2 separate regions of the Homo sapiens genome follow, and region 2 is linked to region 1. The links are chromatin loops, found by intact Hi-C in ENCODE. Cell type or tissue: IMR-90. All regions are shown on one strand. Links, peaks and the distances in the headings refer to the core of each region. The heading gives the core; the rest is flanking DNA.

Region 1 (13,439 bases), core at 4,634-9,633:
CGAATTTTGACCAAAGGCCAGAAAAATATTGGTTTTCATGTTGGCGTGATGGATTCTTTGCTAAAACACTAATATTATATTAATTAAGGGAGCTATTTTGCCTTGCTGATGAAGAAAATTTTTTTTTGTAAATAACATGCTTAGCTTTAACAATGATGAAGTTAAACATATGCAAATTATCTGATGAAGTTGCAATGACTCGATGTAAAAAATACATCTGTTTCCCATTGCTGGTATTTTCTAAAAGGTCAGAGCTACTTCTACTTGATGTGTGCAGGCTGAATATAATAATCTTTGCTCAGAAATGCACAGAGTATTTTAATAGCATGCCTAATATCTACCAATTTTGAAAGTTTCACTTAAAATTATCACTTTAGGTGATAATTAAGTTATCACTTAAAATATTATCACAGAAGCCATAAATATTAAATACTATATGAATTCACATAAAAATATAGGAACTGATGCATCTTAGGGCTCTTCCAATGTATGGAATGCTTTTCCAAGCATTTAGCTTGCTTCAATACTTGGTTATTATTACCATCCTTTCCTCACTCTGAAACTTGCAAGTCACTGTTTATTTCTTTGCCCTTGACAGATGTTATCTTATTTCATCCTTCCATGTGGGTTTTACCGTCCCCTTGAACAAGGAGAAAACTAAGGCTGAGAACATTGAAGTAGCACGATCATGGCAGAGGTGAGATTTTTAAAGCCGACCTGACACCAAGTCCCACACTCTTTCTGTTTAACCTCCATACCGCCTTGTTGGTTGTTTTTTGGTTTTGAAAGAAAAGAACAATCTGGTTTTATTTGTTTTTTACTATATTTATCCCATCACTGGAAAGCCCTATCTTGCCTGAACCAGACTGAGGTTTAGAAATAAACATACTTCTGTTGGTCTTTCCTATAAGGTATTTCTGTCTGCGTGTGTGTGTGTGCGCGCGTGTGTGCGTCTGTGTGCGTGTGTGTCTTTCTCTCAGCTTGTGCTCAATGATTGAACACCATTTTGGATCCAGAAAGACCTATTTGATTCATTCATGATTCACTGACACATAACCCATGTGCTGTATCATTTTATATAGAACATAGACATTGCAGCTAGGATAGCAACGCCTGGTGATGTAGACTGTCTTCTTTACATACAAATTGAGGTTGAGCCAATGTAAACACACTTGACCCTCTGGATGTTACAAAAAAAGCAGCTCCACCCTCAAAACTCAAAGTATTGTGTTTCCCCTGCATGCACTAGTGGCTTGGTCCTGCATTTGCCACTAACCGTGATTTTCAGTAACTCCCTTGGGCCCCTCAGCCTCAGCTTTCTCACCGGGCGATTCTTACTATCTGAATCTCACTTCATAGGATTGTTGTCTCAAATGAGAAAATGTGAAGGAAGAATTTTTTCAAGGTTAAATTCCCCAGTGTGCTGTAGCTTTAAAAACGATGATGAATCCTGTGATTTGAGCTCATCGATCTGGTGCTACCCTGGCCAAGGTGTTATGTCAACCACCCACTTGCTCAGTCTGTGCACTTCAGGTTTTCCTGTTCCCCAGAAACTGTGACATGCGTGGTGCCCTTCAAAACTCATGTTAGAAAGCGTGGATAATAAATTATTCAGGGAACAAAGCCCGAGCTCATTGAAAAGCTATTGCTCTGTGGGTAAATACAACCCCACTGTGTATTAAACAAAAATTAAACCCCATTTTCTTTTTTATAGTGAAGTTGCCATCAATTCAAATCCCGAGAACAAGGCCCTGGACACAGTTAATAGTCCGCAGCCTGGCCAGCCCAGGCTTTGAAAGCAGGGAAGCCTTCCTGAAGTGCTGCTTGTGCCCAATTATAACTCACTACTTACCATCTTCATAATTTAAATCTGTCCACCCCTTTGGGGGGGAGACATTTTTGCTAATCAAAGCCATGAATGCACCTTTTTCCTTTTGACAGCATTAAATTAAAGCTAAATGGTCGGTTTTGAATGAGTTACTGTGAATAAAGGCATTAATGAGGTAATTTCATTATGGAGACTCATCCAGGCCTATGTGAAAACAAGGGAAGTAAGTGGAAAGGAAAGCTGCTGAGGAAATTAGGGTTCCTTCCACCCTAATTAATGTTTGGGGGCATTTAGTACAGGCACCAAATTAACTGCTCCAAAGAACTCTCATTGAAAAAAATACATTGTTGCCCTCCCTTGTAATTAGAAGACAGTACAAGGAGAACACTCTGGGAGTATAAAGCCAGCCTTTAACTTATTCGGCTGGCCGCAGAAAACACACCATTATGGGGCTGGAGTTTAAGGAAGCACTAGGCAGACAATATAGGATTGTTTAGGTCCTTGGACTCTGTGAGCTGTAAACAGGTAGCCTCTGAATGAGGAATTATGAGACTCCTGGGAGGCCTGGCTTCCCAGCAAAACAGTCTTAAATGCATCTAAAAGGAAGAAAGAAAGGTGAATAGGCCCAGCGTGGTTCGCAAAAAGAATGCTCAGTGCTTGTCTTAAGTGATTACATGATGTTGCGCCGGCCCCTCTCACTGAGTTATCTTTACACTGCTTTTGTCTCCTCTAATTGGAGCTGATGAGGTGCTAATTGGAGGCCTTTTTAAAAAGCCCACTACTTTAATCATTGGAAAATCGAGGGAGGCTGAGGGAGTGGAGTTAATGAGAGAGGGGGAAGAAGAGAGAAAACTTCATATAGTTAGCTTGACAAAAGTGAAGCTGTGGTTTGTGTGTATCTAGGAGGGGTGAAAGGGAAGGTTTGAGGGGAGAAGAAGGGGAGCTCAAGATGTTTTATTTTAAAAATCTTTCTGCAGCATCTTCAAGGTCAGCTGGAAGAAGAAGAATCTGGTTAGTCTGGCGGTTTCTGTTCTTTAATTCTCACATTAGGCCTGAATTCAGACTAAAGCCTTGATGGTCCAGCCCTCGACTCTCCTTCAAAATTGAAGGAAGAAATGATGTGGAGTCCGGCGTGCCTCCCCGACCCTGTTCCTCTTCTCAGAATGAAAGTTTTTCTTGAACCCTTTGGATGGGTTTTCGCTGCTGCTTCTGGTGGCGGAGAGGACTCTTCATCTCAGAGCTTCCTCTGTGTCACAGGCGGGGAGTGAAGCGTGGTGGTCATGTCTTCAAGGGATATGAACTGGGGGAAAGAAAACAGAATTGACTTACCAACAGTGACTGTGAAGTTGGGTGTGTTCTGGTTTGGGGTTGCTTTTTTGTTTTCCTTCTCCTTTATGCTTTTCTATGCTTTCCAATCTCTAGAATGAGCCTCTATATCATCAGCAAAATAAAATTTTGGCCAGACGCGATGGCTCACGCCTATAATCCCAGCACATTGGGAGGCTGAGGTGGGTGGATCACCTGAGGTCAGGAGTTCAAGACCAGACCGGCCAACATGGCAAAAGCCTGTCTCTACTAAAAATACAAAAATTAGCCAAGCGTAGTGGTGTATGCCTGTAATTCCAGCTACTCGGGAGGCTGAGGCATGAGAATCACTTGAACCAGAGAGGCAGAGGTTGCACTAGTGCAAGACAAGATCCTGCTACTGGCCTCCAGCCTGGGCGACCGAGCAAGACTCCGTCTCAAAAAAATAAAATAAAATTTTAATGTATTTATTCAAGATGACTTTGTTACTTTAAGTAGCAAAGAAATAGAATGGAGTGTGTGGCAGGGAGGAGAGGTATGATGTGGAGAAAGTGGACTTCTAGAAACATCCTCTCAGGGGCACCGAGCCTGGGTTGCCTGCTCTTGCTGTGCAGCAGGACCCGTGGAGTGTCAGGACACCATGGACATTCGGAGAGAAGCATCACACCTGAGGGTTACACAGGCTCCCACTCAACTCTCCATTCCCTGGCCTCGAGAGGATTGATAAAGTATTTCCAGAGTATCTTGGAGGATTTATAAAGTATGCCACGGGATTTCGCACTTTATATATTACCTCATATTGTGTATAATAACCACCACGTCTTGAAGGTTAATTTCCCCATACACTCTAACCCACTTTAGGGCAATGACCCTGCAGTTTGTCTTCCACTCCCACCTAAGTGTCCAAGCTTAAGTTACCTTTTCCATACTGCCCCAATGTAAAATCAAGCCACACGCTGTAGCACATCAGCCAAAGAAAAATGAAATTGACATGACACGGTTGGCCTGTAAATACGAGCATGTGACATGGGCAAAACCTAGTGGGATCGAATTTTATCCTTGGGAAATGGGTTGACACCTGCCAAGTGGTGGGAACAGTGCCTGGCACTCAGTTAGGGGTCAGTAATTTAAAGCTGACACAAGGTGACTGAGAGTGAGAGAGAGAAACCTGGGAAGCAGATAGTCTTAAAAGTCAGAAATGATTGTGCAAGGCAAGAGAGTCAGCATTTGGTTTTGAAAACTGTAAATCTACAGAAGAGTTTTGTGTAGGGTGGATACGTAGAATGAACATGTTGTATGTCATTCAGAGATTGAGAAGGCAGCCTGCCAGCATCTGAGCTCTATCTCAGTAAGTGACACAGCACTCCCCACAGAGAGAAACTTAGGATACTGGCACTAGAAGGAGCATTACAGATGCTCTGGCCCCAGACCACTGTTCTGCAGATTAAGTGATGGGCTCAAAACCATCCAGGTCATGGAGAGTGGCCAAGTCTGCAGCAGATTCTAGGTCTTTGACCTACCAGGCCAGTGCTCTTTTTCTTTTTCTTTTCTTTTTTTTTTTTTTAAACAGACCCGGGCTGGAATACAGTGGCACAATCTTGTCTCACTGCAACCTCCACCTCCAGGGTTCAAGTGATTCTCCTGCCTCAGCCTCCTGAGTAGCTGGGATTACAGGCACCTGCCACCCAGCTAATTTTTATATTTTTAGTAGAGATAGGTTTTTACCATGTGGGCCAGGCTGGTCTCGAACTCCTGACCTCAAGTGATCCTCCCGCCTCGGCCTCCCAAAGTGCTGAGATTATAGACGTGAGCCATGTGCCAGGCCTGTTTTTCCTAATAGCTCACAGACTCACAGGATGAAGAACTTGCCAGCCTCCTCCTCTGAAGTTTCTGAGTATGTTAGATTAGTACAGGAGACCCCATTGTATAGATTCATATATATATATATACACACACACACATACATTTACACACATATATGGACACCTAGACATACACGTCAACCCCAAGTTCAACCTGATTCACTCAGTCACTCCTGCACTCATGCATTTAGCATCCAGGAAATCTTGGGATGCCCACAAAGTACTAAGTCCTGAGCTGATTGCCAGGGATACGAAGGTCAGCAAAACCTGACACAGCCTGTCCTTGTGGAGCTTATTGTCCAGTGCATGGGACAGACATTGCATAAAGATTTTCACAAGGATTGTGTTGATTCCTGATGTTATGTTCAATGCTGTGGAGAAGCACCGAGTAGACGAATACGGTCCTATTTACCGAAGACTCCAGGTGACACTAAGGCAGGTGCTTTGAAAACCCTGAGCTACAATCAGCAGGCAGCAGAACCTCCCCTCCAGCTGCTATGAAAGCAGCTTCTAATGAGTTAATGAGCAGCCTGAGGATGGAGGGCGACAGGGAAGGTGGGGGGAGGCGGAGGGGACACAGTAATCTGCAGAGCATTAGCAGATGCTTCAGCAGGAGGCTGGGGAAGCTATTTGCCAGTTGGCTGCAGCTTCTGAAAGAGCAGGCAGAAGGGTCAATCAATGTGGCCTTCATCAGTTCAGTGACCATATTTTTAAATAATAATAATATTTAAAAAGGACATGTAATCTAACAGTTTTTTTGTTTTACAAATTAATTTGATAAAATAACTTGCACAAACACAAAAATTAAATTGAACTTAGTTATACAATTATTCAATTGGCTCTATTGAAAAAAAAAAAAACTTTTATATGAGGTCTGGGGCACATAGGAGCCAGAAATAAAGATCTCAGCATTTTAGCTTGACAGGGGGATTGGAAGACTATAGAGCCACACCTCTTAATTTAATAAGGAAGAAAGGAAGATCCAGAAAGATATGTGACTTTGTTATAGGTCATGCCAATGGCAAGATTAGAGAATAGGGCTCCTGGTTGATAATTCGGTGCACTTTTTTTTTTTTTTAATAGAGGCAGGCTCTCGCTCTGTTACCTAGGCTGGAGTACAGTGGTGTAATCATAGCTCACTGCAGCCTCAAACATCTGGGCCCAAGCAATCCTCCCACCTCAGCCTCCCAAGTAGCTAGAACTACAAGTGCACACCACCATGCCAAGCTAAGTTTTAAATTTTTTGTAGAGATGGGGTCTAGCTATGTTGCCCAGGCTGGTTGCTCAGTGCACTCTTGAGTGCAGCATGCCACATACTTTGATCCATGTACTGGTCAGCCGCACGCTTACGATACACCCAATTAAATACACGAAAAGCTCCTGCATATTGTTACTAATAAAAGAAATGCAATTTAATACTCAATAATATACCAATCTTCACCCAACTTGGAGAAGTTCAAAAAAGCAAGAAAACTGGCAAGATTACTGGGATTGCATTAACAGGACTCAGGAGGCAACTTGAAGAGGCTTCTACTAGAATGGTTTTGGCATTATCAAGGATAATAATTGGCACGGACTGAAATACATCAAATATGCTAAAATCCATGAGTTCAAAATGACGTCAAACAAACAGAAAAACAATGACAGCCAACAACAAGAAAAATAATGTTATTTTAGGAGGATGCCTGAGAACCAACTCTGTAGTTTAAAACTAGTTTTTTTTTTTTAAGTAAAAGCATTTTCCTGCTTATACTGTACATCAAAGTTAATAAAAATAGTTGATGAGAGGAAATTACTTTTTCTAGAAGCATCCCACTAATAAATGAAGAGGACATGATGGAATTAGAATGTCACCATTTTATCAAACTTAATGAAATAACGAATCTAGGAAATGATGGTCAGTACCTGCTCATAACCAGGCACGATGCGCCTCCTAATGGAAGTTCACATTGCCCTCTGCCTATGAACTATTCTTGCCAAAAATTCCAACTGGGTTGGCCAGCGCTTCTGATGGCTCAGCATTCTCACAAACATGGCCTTTTTCCGGGCCTCTGAGGTTCTCACTTGCTGTTTTGCAATAAACTCCTAACTGATCCTTCAGCATCTCATAGCCCTCCAGCCTCCTCACGTCAAATCACGGGAGTGATCCATGTAAAATGTGTGTCTGTCTGCAGCTCCCAGCTGCTCTAACTGGTCAGGCCCTGCTGTGGGTTGAATTGTGCCCTCCCCAAGAGACACGTTCAAGTCCTAAGCCCTGGTACCTATGAATGTGACCTCATTTGGAATAGGGTCTTTGCAGATATAATCAAGTTAACATGAGCTCATAATGGATTAGGGTGGACCTTAATCAGTGAGTGGTGTCCTTATAAAAAGGAAATTTAGACACAGAAACACAGAAGGAAGATGGCCACGTGCAGACGAAGGCAGACATTGGAGTGATGCAACCACAAGCAAGGAAATGATAGAGATTGCTAGCAAGCACCAGAAGTGAGGGGAGCTACCTTTCTAGCTTATCTGCAGAGGATCCGTCCCTCATACCCTATGTCAGCTCCACCGAGTCAATCACAGTTCCTCAAGGGAGCCAGGCTCTTACGTCTTTCTGACCTTTGTACATATTGCTCCCTTCGCCAATAATCACTGTCATCCTCTCTGCTACTCAGATGCCCCCTGGTCTTTGAAATCTTAGCTTTCCCACTGGACAGAATTAAAGTTTTTATGGGACCCCAAAGAACTTGTGCCCACCTCTTCCTTTATGTTTTCCAAGCAGCATTTTAGTAGATTCCCGCACCAGACATGAGCTCTGCCACAACAGGGAGAACATCTGATTCTTTCCACAATCCCAATGCCCAGCAGAGTAATAATAATATGAATTAATGTTAATAATAATATTAAGCAGCTAATGGAATTGTGTGATTCCTAAGTTCCAAGTACTGTTCTAAGCCTTTTGCATGTATTGCCTCAGTTAATTCGCATAATTCTGAATCATTATTCCCACCTTATAGATGAGAAAACAGAGGCGCAAAAGGTTAAGTGACTTGCCCAGCATCACTTACAGTAAACGTTGGAGGTGTGATTCGAAGCCACTCTAGATTCAGAGGTCATGCTTTTTTTTTTTTTTTCTTTTTTTTGAGACGCAGTCTCGCTCTGTTGCCCAGGCTGGAGTGCAGTGGCGCAATCTCGGCTCACTGCCAGCTCCGCCTCCCAGGTTCATGCCATTCTCCTGCCTCAGCCTCCCGAGTAGCTGAGACCACAGGCGCCCGCCACCACGGCCGGCTAATTTTTTGTATTTTTAGTAGAGACGAGGTTTCACCGTGTTAATCCAGGATGGTCTCGATCTCCCGACCTTATGATCCACCCGCCTCGGCCTCCCAAAGTGCTGGGATTACAGGCGTAAGCCACCGCGCCCGGCAGGTCATGCTTTTGACCACTGCTCTACGGCCTCTCCAGAGGTGAGTAGTGTAGGTGACCAGAAGATTGGATGGGGATAGGGAGTAGGAAGTAGGGCATGAACAAATGAATGAATATGCAATACCTTCTCTTCCTAAGTGTTAATATGTAAATCTAACCAATCCATGGTTCTTTGTTTTTCAGGTTACCAGGTGTAAACCCCAGAGTTGGAAGCACAATTTGAGAATGCAGGTAAGCGACGCTGAATGGAATGGCAAGGGAACCCAGTGGTTTCTGTGTGATCTGTGATTCACCCACGTATGAATCCAGTTACTGAAATTGACCTTTTGTCCACAGTGCTCTCTTCCGGATTCCAGTGGCCATGCTCCTGACTCCTCGATTTTTATCTCTTGCACCTTTTTTCACCTTCCTGCCCTTGACAACTGTTCAGTTCTTCTTTTCAAGCTTGCTGAACTGCATTCTACTTAATTTGGACCTAATTCAGCTTTGTTCATTTTTGTTTGAGTTTTCAACAAGATATTGACTAGGTCTATTAGCCTGGTGTTTTCTCAAAACAATGTATGTGCATTTTAAAGTTTTTAGTATCCAGACCATTACTGAAGTGCTACAAAATTAAGACACCATTAGCAACCACCCACTAACCCCACAATAGCTCTTGGAGAACTACCATTTGGTGTGTTTTTTGCCCTTGCTCTTTATAGTCTTGTTTTGAAAATTATGGTACAATACACATAACACAAAATTTACCATTAGTGACACTTAGTACATTGGCAGTGTTGTGCAACCATCACCACTATCTAGTTTGGGGTTTTCATCACCTCTAAAGGAAACCCTGTACCCATTAGTCAGTCTCTCCATTCTCTCCTCCCCGCTGCCTTTGGCAACCACCATCTGCATTCTGTCTCTATGGATTTGCCTATTTTGAATATTGCATATACACGGAATCATGTAATATGTGGCCTAACATGTCTAGCTTCTTTCACTTAGCATGTTTTCAAGATTTATCCCTGTTGTAGCATGTATCAGTACTTCATTCCTTTTATGGCTGAATAATATCCCATTATATGGATAGACCACATTTGTTTATCCTTTCATCAGTAAATGAACATTTGGGCTGTTTCTACCTTTCGTTTATTGTGTGTAGTGCTGCTCTGAATATTTATGTACAAGTTTTTCTTTGAACATCTGTTTTCAATTCTTTTGGGTATATTCCCAGAAGTGGAAATGTTCTAAGTGAGTAACTATGTTTGCATTATTGAGGAACAGCCAAACTGGTTTCCACAGTGGCTGCTCCACTTTTTATTCCCACCAACAATGTGAAAAGGTTCCAGTTTCTCCACATCCTCACCAACACTTGTTATTTTCCTTCTCAAAAAAAGTATAACCATCCTAGTGGGTGTACCATGCAGTCTTTTTAAAGCATAGATATCATTCTTGAAGTGCTTCTTCAAGTTCACGTACGCATGCAGCATTCAGAGATTTTGTAAAAGTATAGATTCTGCTGCAGCCAGTCTGCGGTGGGATCTGAGATCTTCCCGGGGGTGGTGGTTCTGCTGGTCCACTAGATTTGTGGAGCAGCAGAGATCACATAGAAAGATGATAGCAGCCTTTGCTTGAAACCCTCTGGTCACTTCCCACTGCAGTTAGAATATACTTCAAACCCCTTTCCATGGTTAGCAGGTCCTTGTCAATCCTTCCAGCCTCCTCTGCCTCCATTCTCCCACTTCTGACCACACTCCCTTCATTCTGGGCTTCTCTTCTGCTCCTTGAACATGCCATGTTTTTCCCGCCACTGGGACGTTACATTGTTGTCCCTCTGCCTGGGACTCTCTGCCCCCGATCTTCACTGAGCTGCCTCTTTATCCCTCAAGCTTCAGCTCCAATGTCTTCCCCACCAAAAGGCTTCCCAGAGCCCTCTACCTAAACCACCAAGGTTTCCTGCCTACCAGTCTCTCTATCTCACCTCTCTGGTTTTTGTTTATTTGCTTTTACAGCACTTACCAATATCACAATTTGAAATTTTATTTTTAAAAGCTTGTCCATAGTTTTATTGTCCATCTCTCCCCTCTGGCCCATAAGACACTATGACGCCAAGGCCTTGTTTTTCTCATTCATTGCTCTATCCCTAATGCGAAAACAGTGCTAGGTTCTGTTCATCTAGGTGCACAATAAATGCTTATTCAATGAATGAATGAGTTGATTACAGTTTCAGGACTTCCTCTTGCATGTCCCCATGGTTTTCAGATATGGCCATGTGTATCTAAAATGTCACCCAGAGAATACTATATTGTCAGAATTATAGACATGGAACACCTTCCCAAAGACTTCCAGACCATTGAAACAGCCATCAGACAAACTGCCACAGTTTAACTCAGCCTACCAATTGGCTTCTTCATTGTCTGCTTCCACATCTACTTTTCCCACCAGGTTTTTTGTATCTGTTTATAATTACTCTGAGAAAGGAAAATATGATGTCCCTTCTCCCCGTGCTGGTTCTGTTTTCCTTTGTAAGCACACAGAACTGTGTGAACATCTCAGATGAGCATCATAGAGTTTTTCTCATAAGCCCATCTAATAAGCAGCAGATTTCCCTGACTTCTTGCGTCTTCATTATATAAGGAGGTATTTTCCATTTCCCTTGGTGGAGTCTGTATCTCATTTTCACTTTTTACCTTTGGGCTTGAAAACTCTAAATTTCTTTGAGGTTTGTTTGGGACTCTGCCCTGCCTCTTGCTCATCTGTCTTATTTGGGTTTCAACTCACCAGAGCATTTTGAGCTTTATTCTATCAGATAGATTTCCTTTTGTCTTTTCCACTTTTTGTTGACGTTGGGTGTTTATTTCTTTATCATTAATATAGTTTCCTACATAATCATCCATAGATCCAAATAGGTCCCTTCAGCCTTTATACTTCTATTCCAGAGAATTTTAAGATGAGTCCCCTACAACTGTGAAAGCAGTCCTTTCCCCATTTAGTTTCAGATTTAAAGTGAATCATCTCTTTCCATTCCCTGTGGTCTAAATCTGATCAGTTTAGCATCACTTGCCTTCCTTACACCCTCAAATCTGTCCTGATGGAAGAATTAGCTCAAAAGGGCATGCACCTCATCAGATGCTGAAAACACACCACACTGGTCTTATTTTCCTGGGTAAGAAATCATAGTCAGTCTTTGCCAAAATGTCTTTGCTTTTTATCCTTTTCTGCCTTAACCCAGAAGTTCAATCCTCTCTGCTTTCACTTGTTTCTTGAGTTGGTGATTATGGGCAGCCATACATTGGCCTTGGCGATAAATCATTCCGGCTCCTCTTTCTTGTTGCTCGATATCCAGGAATGTACTGTACCAGATGAATGTCCAGCTGCTTAGACGTCACTCTTATTTATTGCACTTTCATGCTGGCTTCTCTGCATCCTTCAGTAGTCTATGAGCTCCTTCTGGCAGACACTGTATTTTATTGATCTTTATTTCTCCAGCAGCTAGCATAGTGCTCACCTCACAATAGATTCTTAGTAAATATTTAGAGACTGCTGAATGAATATCCCATGATCCCTTACCTTACAAGCCGAGAGACACAATACCCAGGTACACAAGACTCTTAATGAACATGGAAAGAGAACATACAGGTAAGTGTGCAGTGTGGTTCAGTAAGTGTTCAAAGACAGGAAATAAATAAGAGCTCGTAGAGTTTTAGAAGGCTTTGTAGAGAATGTAAGACCTAAATTTGACCATTAGAAAAAAGAGAGCAGCATTGAGGAAGTGACGAGGGCGCTTAAATTTTCCACTCTGTCCCTCTCAAGTTTTCTCATGGGAATGCCTTTGTTTTTCTTTTCCTCTTATCATAGCATCTCCGTCACTGGGTCACCTGCAGTCTTCTCTTCCACCTTTACCAACCTGGTCTAAAAATCCTCTTATAGTGCTTCTCTGTGCAACCCTATCTTATTTTTTAGCCCAGCATGGAGTATCAAGGGCTCTGATGGACAATACAAGTTTTGTCTCCTCTTCCGAAACTCCCTTGGGCCACTCTCACAGCCTAGTGTACTAACTGAGGCTGCCCCTCAGGAAAAACCAGGTTGTGGGGTAATTAGGTCATAGGAAACACTGAAACCAGAAGATTCAGCTGGAGACTAGGCTAAAATTCATAAATACAGATTGGCCTGGCTTGAACTCACAATAGGCTAATTTTAGATCTGTGGATTTGGTCTAGCAGAACAGTGACAATTATATCCTTTCTCTAAACGTTTTGCCTCCACTGGCTTTGGAAGCATTTCTTTTCTATCACTGAGTCATTCAATAGCCATATAATTGTTATGTCCATTTCCCTGGCTCTAACAGGTTTGGGAGCCAGTTACCTTTCCCAGTTCATTAACCGACTGGCCTTCGCATTAACAGCCCCTCCATCGGGGGTTGCCTTGGAGACAAAGCTTCCTGTGGGTAATCCAAGATTATCTAGCTCTTTGTCCTACATGTGACCCTTAATTACTTGCTAAATTAGAATGGTTTTCTGAAAATCACAAGCGGAGGTTAATATGTTCTTCCAGAGCTGGTCAAGCTAAGATGACACTGAATTCACAGGGAATTCAAGTTACATGATCCCTGAAGGCGTCTCTTTGAGTAAGAAGATGAACTCTCCCCCTGGGAGGCACTGCCCCCCCATAAAGCCCCTGTCACTCACTGTCCCTCCGCCTGCTTTTCTAGTTGTGGTTTAATCTTCTCAGGACGATTCACTATGTCAATATTGAGCAGATTCATTCTGGTGCAGGATCCTGTATCCATTTGTCTTTGATAACTAGTTGCTTTAAATTTGAGTACATATTTATATCATAATTGCAGGTTTTTACTCTTTATTTACACAATTACAAGGCTTCATGTACCCATGTGGGACAGGCAAGGGAACTGAAGAAGCTATTAAAATACAGAAAGTAAACACTTTGGGTAAAAGAGTTTGAGCACTAGAGTGTCCTTCCTAACATTTGATAGGCCTCAAAGGGAGATTAGTAGAAAGGGGAACTCTTAGAATGCCCTTAATGAGCTGCCTCTT
Region 2 (11,170 bases), core at 4,600-9,599, 64 kb after region 1:
TGTAAAAAAAAGGAAATGGTCCTCAGCAGTGCTGGGAGTCCCATTCCGTTTCTCAGATCCTCACAAATAAGTCCAGAAGCTGCCTGGTCAGCTGCCACATGGCATTTACTCTTTTTCTCTTCTCTGAACCCCTGTGATGTCCATTGGGTGTTGCTCCTCCTGATGGCGTCATCCCCTATGTTGGCCCTTAACTGCTCTTTATTCTGGATCTGCCATTTCTGCCATGTCAGCCCAGCAGTGGCACCGTTTCTGCCATGTTCCATCACACACACAGGCCCCACTGCTACTCAGGAGGATTTCACTGTCCTGCCAAACAAGCAGCCACTTCTGTCATCTGGACCAGGCACCCTCACGACTGCCATTGCCCACAGAAGCAATGGAGGCTTCCAGGAGCCAGTCCATGGAGTGGTGTATTAGGTTCTTCAGAGTAACAACCTTTAAATACATACACGCATACATATACACATATATACATATAAAATAAGTAAGGTATGGCTCACATGATTATGGAGGCTGAGAAGTCCCACGATCTGCCATCTGCAAGCCGGAGACCCAGAAAAGCCAGTTGTATAACCGGAAGGCCTGAAAGCCAGAGCCAACGGTATAGAGTCCATCTGAGCCTGAAGGCCTGAGGACCATGAGTGTCCCGGGCAGAGGAAGATCAGTGTTCCCAGCTCAAGCAGAGAGCAAATCCAACTTTCCTCTGGCTTTTTGTTCTATTCAGGCCCTCACAGATTGGACGATGCCCACCCACACTGGGGAGGACCATCTGCTTTCCTCAGTCAGCCAATTCAAATGCAAATCTCTTCCATGAACAGCCTCACAGACACACCAGAAACAATGTTTAACCAGATAATGCTGGCATCCAGTGACCCAGTCAAGTTGGCATGTAAAATTAACCATCATGGGTAGTTTGTGGCCAAATGGAGAAGAATGACTCTCTCCCCGCTGCATGTTACTTTCTGTTAAGAAAATACTAAAGCAGTGATGCATGGGCCCCAGTGTCAGAGTTCTCAGTGAGAATGGCTGTTACTATTTAATTAAAGGTCTATCTCTAGGAAACAGTCCTAATGGGTTCATGAGCCTTGGCCAGGGTGAACCTGAGTGAAAGACACTACAGAATTCCTCAAGCCTCTGGGAACTAAGGCTTTGTAACTGAGGCAAACTTACTGTGTCTGCTCTGGATGAGTCTCTCCTAAGAGCCTCCTTAGTACTTAATGCAAATAGACTTATTGCTAGCCATGCCACGAATGTTACAATTTGCCAAATATACCTGAATTCCAGGCATGAACATAGCTCAGCTCAAACTGGTCAGCCCACTGTGTAAACAGTAAGTTAGAAAATTAATCTTTGGTTCCCAGCCCATCTTCCCCTTCCATGTAGAACCAGCATGGCAATTTACAATCAGATCATGGAAGCCAGCATGTCCTGTTAGAAAATAACAACCACTGAATTGCCTACCAACTCAGCACTCGACCAACATGGAAGTTCTGTGGTAGAGAGGATACGGAATAGAATACAGTTATTACCTCACCAGAAAGTGATGTCTGTGAACTGAAATAGACCAGTCATACAGTGTTGGCAAAAGAAATACTTTAGGGGCTAGGCATGGTGGCTCACACCTGTAATCCCAGCACTTTGGGAAGCCAAGGTGGGAGGATCACTTGAGCCCATGAGTTTGAGACCAGCCTGGGCAACATAGCAAGACTTCATCTCTACAAAAAATAAAAAATTAGCCAGGTGTGATGGTGCATGCCTGTAGTCTCAGCTGTTCAGGAGGCAGAGGCAGGAGGATCGCTTGAGCCCAGGAGGTCAAGGCTATAATGAGCCATGGTTACGCACTCCAGCTTGGGTGACAGAGTGAGACCCTGTCACACACACACACACACACACACACACACACACTCACACACAGATTTTGAAACGTTCGGTATAACACTGCTGAATATTTCTGGAAGACAGAAGAATCAGCCCGGGATACATTTCTTAAAATGGCCACTTTGGGAGACAAAGGATTGAGATGCTTTGAGTCTCCACAGAGTCACAAATGGTCTCACAATCTATCAGATAACAATGGGCCAAGGTAGTACTGAAGAGACTCTTTGGTTCTGTAGCTCAATGAAAACCATACTGTCATGATTGGGGAATTTCTTTGCACAGCTGGTATATAGCCTTGAGTTTGTATCTACAAGAATATTAACCAATCCTATAGAAATGAAAACAAACATGCTACTTGGCCTGGCATTTCAATACAGTTCATTAAATATGTATTAAGCATCTATGATGTACATGACACTCTATTAGGTAAAACACAAACCACTAAAATGTCTCCAGTAGGCAGTTATTAGGATTAGGACTACGTGTTTAATTTCCTTTGTGGTTTCCGTAATGGTCCTTCTATTTCCCAAGACTTTTTCCTCTTTTTATATTACCTCTTTTTTCCCAGTTAAAATAGAGGTTGAAAATTAATCCCAGTGAATCTCATCTTTAGATCATTTCTACACTTAGCCAATTAGCCAAGTGTGGTGACACATGCCTTGGCGCTTGGTGACCTTTTTCTTCTTCAGTTCTGCTGACCTTCATGAGCACAGAGGTTTAGCTGCATGGTTACCCCTGAAATGTTGTGTCACCCGCTAAGAGGATATAACAACTGAGACAGGACAACCTAATCACCATGATTTCCTTGGGGAAGGTCAAAAAAGAAATGATACCACTAGCCGATTTTAATTACAGGAGCAAAATTTAGGTATTTGATGTGAAAAGAAAAATCCCAGGTGAAGGACCAAAATGGATTTATGCTGTTTGAATGTGATCTCTTTCTAAAATTTAATTCCACTAATGGGATTATTGCTTCTTTAGCAAATTCTTTGGGTCAGATACCATCAAAATTTTCAAGTTGAATAGGCCACAACGAATCTGTGTTTACAAAGGTGATCCATTAAATCAGAATGAGGCATGATTTTAAAAAACTATGGCAAGTAGTCTTGATCCTGGGAGCTGGCAAAGAAGGCAGCAACCACTATGAGGTGGATTTGTAAGCACTAAGATGCTACTTCTGTTATTGGTGGAGGGTGTCCAGGTTCTTGGCATTTTGAACAAGGAATTAGACAAAACGCACAAACAAAGCCAGGAAAGAATGAAGCAACAAAAGCAGAGATTTATGGAAAACAAAAGTAGACTCCACAGACTGGAAGCGGCCCCACCATAGGGGCTCAAGAGCCCCTTTGCAGAATTTTCTGGGGTTTAAATACCCTCTAGAGGTTTCCCATTGGTTACTTGGTGCACACCCTATGTAAATGAAGTAGTGGCCTGCAATCAGTCTGATTGGTTGCGGAAAGCAAACAATCAGAGACTGAAGTGAAGTTACAAAGGTTACACCCTATGCAAGTATCTGATTGGTTGTGGAAAGCAACCAATTAGAGGCTGAAGTGAAGTTACAAAGTTACACTCCTATCCAAATGTCTGATTGGCTGCAGAAAGCAGCCAATCAGAGATACTTTGAATTTTCCATCTGCCACGTAGAAAAAGTTGGTGGGGGTGGGGGTGGGGGTCGGGGTGGGGGTGGGGGGCCGGGAGTTGCAAAGGGAGTAAGGAAGTAGCTTCCAGTCCTTTTGTTACTTAGGTGTGGAAAGTTGGGGTTTTCCTTTTAATTTAGTTCTAGGAAGTCAGCATGAATTGGCCTTAGGTTCCCTGCCCCCAGACCCTATTCTCCTGTCTCCCTTTTGCCTGAAGATAACTCTCCAAGTGCCTCCATCATCCGATGTAGTACCTTGATTACTTCCATTGAAAGCGATTTGCTCAAAAATAAGCCATTAGGCCTAGTGGCAATCATTCATTCATTGTTTTCCCCCAAGATTCTTATTGATCACTTACTATGTGCTGAGCATGATTCTCAGAGATGGGGATGCAAAGGTGAACAAAATTGCACTGGTCTCTCTTATGGAGCTTACATTCCAATGGAGTAGATGGAAAGGAAACAACTAAATCAAGGAAAATATACTTTCAGGTAGAGTGCAGTACTATGAAGAAAAATAGAATAGGATAGAGGATTAAAAGGTGGGGTAGTGGAGGCAGGGTATCTTAGGATGGTCAGGGAAGTCCCTCTAAGAAGGTGAATGAGAACAGAAACCTGAATTAAGCAAGGGTGAGCCACCTAGAGATGTGGAAGAGCAATACAGGCCAGGAGGTTCCACAAGGACATAGGTGGGAGCAATCTTGGTTTAAGGGCCAACAAGGACATGAATGTGATTAGAATGAGCAAAGGGAGTGTGGCTGAAGAGGCTGGCAGCTAGGCAGTGGGCAATCTTGCAGCAAGGAGTGGGGATTCTATGCAAGGACAGTAGGGAGCCATGGGATGGGGACACCTAGAGGTCCCATTCATGAATCCAGGGCATTCATTTCCCCTTTCTGAAGGAACGGAAGATTCTACCACCATTTCTACAAGATTCTACAGCCAGGCTTGGTGGCTCACACTTATAATCCCACCACTTTGAGAAACTGAGGCAGGCAGATCACTTGAGGTCAGGAGTTCAAGACCAGCCTGGCCAATATGGCAAAACCCTGTCTCTACCAAAAATACAAAAGCTTAGCCGGGCATGGTGGCGCATGCCTGTAATCCTAGGTACTCGGGAGACTAAGGCAGGAGACTCGCTTGAACCCAGGAGGCGGAGGTTGCAGAGAGCTGAGATCCTGCCACTGCACTACAGCCTGGGCAACACAGTGAGGCTGTCTCCAAAAAAAAAGATCCTACACACCAGCTAGTAGTTCCTGGATGTCCAAGGGCAAAGGTCATTGTAATAAATCAAGGAGTAAAAAGTTTTTTAAGTCGTGACCTCATTCTCAATGGAATTACCTGTTGAGGAAATAATAAGATATTTGATTTCATAAAGCACTCTCAGGAGACCTTCCACGGCGACCCTGCTGAAGCTACCACCGAAGAGTCCCCATAATGCATGACACCCCCTCTTCCTAACCCCCTCCACACAAACATACATTCAGAAAAGGACGGGACAGGGAGAAACTCCTTTACACATGGGTGCTGGAGTTTAGAATTGACACCCTCACCATTAATATTTCCTAATTCCTCATACAATGGAATTTTTAGAATAGATTTTATAATAAATCTAAATAATTACTTATAATAAAATGTAGACCGAACAGACAGAAACACAAGGCTGTGGCTTTTATTTTATGGTTTGAAAAGTTCTATGAGACAACATTAATTAGTAACATTCCTCAGTGGACTGCAATGTAGTTTATTATAAATGGTAATTTAGAGATAATGGTATGAACGTGTTAAGTTCCAAGCAACCCATCTAAAAGAGAAAGTGGAACTCAATATTGATGGGCATTCTCCTCGAAGCCCTGAGTACAGCTTATATTTCACCCTAAATTATCTTTTTTAGCCTTTCATATTGAGACCATTTAAGCAGCATTTTAAAATAGATTACTAAAAGGGAAAGCAGACGATAAAATATATAAAGCAAGCATTTTAGGCAAGAATCCAGATTATGTAATTCTATATGATCAGAGAGATAATCACCTGGTTTCTGAGAGGACTCATGCCTTCAGATAAAATAACAATGGATTACATCTCTTCCTTCCCACCCCACCCTCTTTGGCAGGCTTTAATTAGAAAGATACTAGTGTAGATTGAAGTCTTAGCCATACTCAACTCTTCCCTTGACCTGAAGAAAACCACAGCCATAGAGAATCTGGTGGGATACAAAACATTGTCAGTTTCATCCAAGTACACCAGTGAGCTTAAATAGAGCACCCAGGAGGTGCACTCTTTATGCAAGAGAAAAAAGGTGACCCCTTACATATTGATGATTTGACTCACATAATGGTCTTACCTTCTGGATCAGAGCCTTGAAGTGTCAAGCACATCATTTCCATATAGACAAGTAATATTTCCATGCAGGAGAAGGCTAAGATAATCTTCCAGATGTAAACCAAGGACCTGCTGTCTGGGTCTTTGCATTTGTCAGTTGTGTATTTATGTGCGGGACACAGTAACTATTGAAGCAAACCGAATTCAAGCAAACTAAAAAGCAAATCCTTGCATAGTACTTAAAGTCCAATGAGATAAAATGATGGATCGAAAGGATTATTTTTGCTTAATGAAGCATTCTGGGTTTTGAGTCTCATTGGACTCAGTTTTTCAACAGGATGTTTTGCTCAAGGGCTGGAATTTGGAAATTCCACAACAGCTATATAATCAGTCAGCTCTGATTAATTTAATTGAAACAGGACTCTTGATGAAGCCCTGCTGTGCTTATAATTAAAAATTTAGAAAGGGGTAGATGATGTGGGGATTTCTTTTTCCTGTGAAATTAGCTGAGTGTATTAATTCAGAAGGTAGGCAGTTGCCTCTGATTGTATGCTTCGGTAATCTGAACCATCTGCCTCTATATACTAAGGAGTTCACCACTTTAATCCAGCTTACGGCCGACAAACCACTCTTCTCTATCAGTATGCCCTTGAATAGATGAGGTTGTGCAAAGTCCTTTGCTCTTAAATGTATTGCTGTCATTGAGAATATTTGGAGGTTTTCTCTTGGGTTTGTTTGGATTTTTTTTTTCAGCTTTTGTCTGAATTTTGGTTTTATTTTTCTGGGGCAGAGAAAATGGCTTTCCTTATGAAAAGTATGATAAGTAACCAGGTAAAGAATTTAGGATTTGGTGGTGGGTCTGAAGAAAATAAAGAAGAAGGAGGTGCATCTGATCCTGCAGCAGCTCAAGGGATGACTAGAGAGGAGTATGAGGAGTATCAAAAGCAAATGATTGAGGAGAAGTGAGTACATGCTATTTCATTTCCCTTAAAAAGCAAAGGAAATTCATTCTGGCCATACCTTCTTCAGTTCTCCAGTTTATTTCTCTTTGCTTTTTAAGATGCCTTTCCTTTTGCCGTTTACCTCTAACCCAAGGAAAGGTTGTTCTTCTAAAGTAAACGGTTCCCTAACATCAGCAGCTACTATGTTCTATGTTCTACATGTATGAATGGAAATGAACAATAATAAATGAATCTATATGTTGTTCTTAAAGCAGCTTAACACTTTCTGGTCTAGGCATGTTTTGATTGACCTCAATTTAATTATTTAGATGAAAAGTGGTAGGTTTAACTATCTTTACATTCTTTCTAAACTTCACCCTCTTAGCACGTAGAAAGTCTTCAAATTGTAAGAATTCAGACCTTATACCTAGAAAAGGGCCTAAAATAACATAGAGGGCAGCTTCTTTGATCTTGCATGTGAGAAAAAAAAAAAAAACCCAGGAAGCATAACATGACAATTATGTCATAAGACTTGGCTTATCAAAGACTATGAATGGATTTGTGGACTGTTTAATATGGAAATTCTAAACATACAGAAAAGTAGAATAGTAGGACAAATACCCACATATACCTATGACATAAAATCAACAGCTTACAGTTTGCTACATTTGCTTAAAGATTAAAAAGATAGATGGTAGATAATAGCTTTTAAAGTAAATTACAGATGTCATGTACTTCACCCCCAAATACTTCAGCCACCTTCCTCCAAAAAATAAAGGCATTTTCTTGGCTATATAAAATATAACAAAAATAAAATATAAAATATAAGCAACATTTAATTGGGTATTATAGAATGTGAATATCACCAACAACTTTTCACCACTTGAAGACTGATTCTGAAATAAATGTAATCTCTGTGTAATTTTTAAATGTTTAAGGTAGAATTAAGATTCTTTTAATAATCAGTTAAGAAATGAAACATCAATCTAGAGGTTAAATGTTTATCATATGTTTCAAAAGAAAAGTATTTCTTTTTTGCCACCAGGACTCTTTTGCTAATGATCAATTACATAATAGTTGCCTAAATCCTATCGCTAAGATGATTATAGGTGAAAAGGTTAATGACCTGGAGGAAACAAAGAAAGTACAAAGACTACGTTTAGTGGAAACCTTGTCTATTGTATTTTTCTGAAAGAAATCATGGCTTATAGACTACCTAGAATACATTATGCTTGGTTCTGCAGTAACTTAAAGTTGGTTTTTAAAAAACAGTCAATGCAACTAGCAAAAATGATGGTGCTAAGACTTGGGCAAAAGAAGCAGCATTCCTTGAATATTGGCTGATTTTACCTATGGCATGCAAAAGAACAAAAAGCTTAAAAGCAAAATAAGTACTGTGTAATGAAGGATAGAAGACAAAAATCAGCATCAAACATTCTCAGATCAAGTAGGCTAATGAAAACAGAAATGTAGACTACAGTTGTGAGCATGCAAAATATCACCTAATATGTTCAAGCAGCAGATCCGATTGCAGATAAGGCATCTATTTGATTAACTAATGTCCTAGTTTTCCTTAATTTTATATCTGGACAGATCAAAGCTCAAAATGGCCAAATCATACAGTCAATCAGCAGACTGAGTTGTCAGCTACTCAGCTTTTTGCATATGTGTGTGAGAATATTATATATTTATGTAGTCACTCAATGTAAGAAATAGTGTCAGGACAATGGAGCATTTGGCTTCCCTATGATAAAGAGGGATGACTTTCAGTCCATTGTTTGAGTTTTCAAGAATTTCACCACCTAGAATGCAATATGTAGTAGGCATTAAAAATAATTCATCACAAGATAAACGCAGAGAGAGCTACAAACAGTTTAGTATATATAATAATTAAAATCAATGTTAGCAAATGAAAGCCTCCTAAACCCATCCTCATCATTGTAGGAAGTGGGGAGACTATATGAATTATAAATAAAAAACTATTTAGCAATGCACTCTATTTAATAATGCACATTCATTTTTATTTTCTTTCTGTGTTCAATGTGTGTGTGTGTGTGTGCGCACGCACCACTGGTAACATTAGTACTGAAAGAGGTCTAAACATAAATAGACTATCTGGAAAGGAAATAAAACAATAGTCTGTTTCTCCCGCCATTTTCTCAATTATATTAAAATGCTTCTTTGCCATAGTTATGCTTCAACAGTTTCTACAATATCATTTGTAACTTGACTCTGACCTTTGTTTTATTCAGTAATTGTTTGGACCCCTAGTATGAGCATAGCATTGTGAGGAATGTACTGAAATGGAAGAGATGGGTTTTCTTCTGCAGGAATTTACACTTTACTTGGTGGGGGGAGACTAGCTAGCTGCATGTGACTATAAACAGAGCAACCAGCTTTTCTGCGTGATTTGTAGACTGGCTCTGGAGGACTGGAATGTAACTCTGCGTGGCATTAGTATCAACAAATCGATCAATGGGGTTTATAGTTATTTGATTTTCAACAAAAGCGCCAAAATAATCAGACCAGGAACGGAAAGTCTTTTCAACAAATGGTGCTAAACAACTGAAAAACATTGAACTTTGACCCCTACTTAACACTATACACAAAAATTAATTTGTCATGCATCATACACGTAAACATAAAAGCCAAAATTATAAAGCTTTTAGAAAAAAAAGTAGGAGAATATCTTTGCAACTTGAAAGTAGATGAAGATTTCTGTATCATGACCCAGATTGGCAATGACCATATCAATGACCATAAAATTATTAAATGATAAATTCAACTCTAAGTTAAAAACTTTTATACGTTAAAAGATGCCATTTAGAAAATAAATGGGCAAGCCAGACTGAGAGGATATATTTGGAAAATATATCTGACAAAGGACTGGAATCTAGGAAATATGAAGAACTCCTATAACTCAATAATGAAAGCAAAAACAATGGGCAAAAGATTTGAAGAAATACTTCAGAAAGATAGATACATGGCCAATTAGTACATGAAAATCTTACTGGAAATTACATGAAAAGCTGCTTAATATCATTAGCTGTCTTGGAAATGGAAAAAATTAAAATCACAGTAAAGTAGCACTCCATAAACACCAGTATGGCTAAAATCAAAAAGACAAAAAATGTTAAATATTGGCCAAAATGTGAAACCACTAGAACTCTTGTTTCAATTGTTGAAGCATAAACTAGTATGACCATTTTGGAGAAAGGTCGTGCTGTTTCTTATAAAACTAAATGCATCCCAGTAAGTTACCGTAGAACCCAGCAAATTCCATGCCTAGTTATTTACCCAGTAGAAATTAAAATATATGTCCACAAAAAAATCTAGAACAATATTCTTAGCAGCTTTACTTACTGTCACCCCAAATGGGGAACAATTCAGGTGTTCATTAACAGAAAAATGACTAGACAAATGGTGATTGTATTTGCGCAAACAATAGAATACTTACTACTCAGCAATAAAAAGGAACCAGCTACTAGTACATAAAACAACAAGGTTAAATCTCGAAAGTATTTTATGCTGAGTGAAAGAAGCCTTACACAAAGATGAACTGTATGGTTCCATTTTATGAAGTTCTAGAACAGGCAAAACCAATCTATGGTAGAAAAGGCGTGGTGGTTGCCTCTAGGGCTAGGGGGTAGGCCTTGATCAGGAATGGGGATGGGGGAATTTTCCCAGGTGAGAGTAATGTTTTCTATCTTGAGAGGGTTTTTGGGTTACACAGGTGTGTGCTTTTTGGGGAATCATTGAATGGTGTGCTTCAGAGGTTTGTGCATTGCATTGGATACAAATTTTGCTTCACAAGAAGAAAAGAGAAACTATAAACAAACATGTCACGCTAGTTAATGACATGCATATTGAAGAGTTTGGGGGAAATGTTACTGATTTCTGCAACTTCGAAATGTATCAAAAAAGTAAAATGTGGATAAAGAGAGGAATAGGTGTGATAAAAAAAAAAGTACAGTGAGATGCCAATTGTAGAATCTAGATGGATTTGATATCAAAATTCTTTCAACGTTTCTGTATGTTTGGAAGTTTTTACAGTAAAACATGGGGAGAAAAGGTCTGCTGCTTGTCCATGCCGCAGGTCGCTAATCTCCTGGACAGGTCACTTTATTCGATGTCCCTCTCCAAAACTAGAAGGTTGAACCCGATGTTCTCTCATGCCCGTTCCAGACCTGACATTCTGTGGATGGAAATGAGTTCAGAGAGCACCTGAGCCCAGGGCCTTTGATCAGTTTAAACTGATCATTTGCTGCAGCTCCTTCCTTAACACTCAGTTTTTTTGTATAATGGTTAAGATTATTTACAAACTCGGAGTCAAGACATAGAAACCAGTTTTCACCTGAAAATGAAAACAGGGGATTTGTTTTAAGCAGATAATGCT

What was found. Hi-C counts contacts between places; a loop is a spot of excess contacts. Peaks named below come from ENCODE experiments on the same cell type or tissue, not always from the same donor. Only the 100,000 strongest peaks of a DNase experiment are listed, where the experiment ranks them.
Region 2: a loop joins it to region 1, with 2.0 times the contacts of the local background. A loop is called at or near these places in 16 of 110 quality-filtered maps.

Annotation. Positions count from the first base shown.
Region 1 is chr18:59,376,151-59,389,589 of GRCh38, reverse strand. It overlaps LOC107985156 (a long non-coding RNA gene), which reads left to right. Exons shown (of 9, transcript XR_001753470.1): 7 at 599-697; 8 at 2,806-2,839; 9 at 8,587-9,346. Among named protein-coding and RNA genes, the nearest start is that of LMAN1, 24 kb to the right of the region's middle. RefSeq lists an enhancer at 1,960-2,956. In IMR-90, for the core only: no CTCF peak of the experiment used is centred there; no DNase peak of the experiment used is centred there; H3K27me3 peaks cover 551 bases.
Region 2 is chr18:59,313,921-59,325,090 of GRCh38, reverse strand. CPLX4 (complexin 4) reads left to right here and starts at 6,442. Exons shown (of 3, transcript NM_181654.4): 1 at 6,442-6,795. The coding sequence starts at 6,629. In IMR-90, for the core only: no CTCF peak of the experiment used is centred there; no DNase peak of the experiment used is centred there; H3K27me3 peaks cover 957 bases.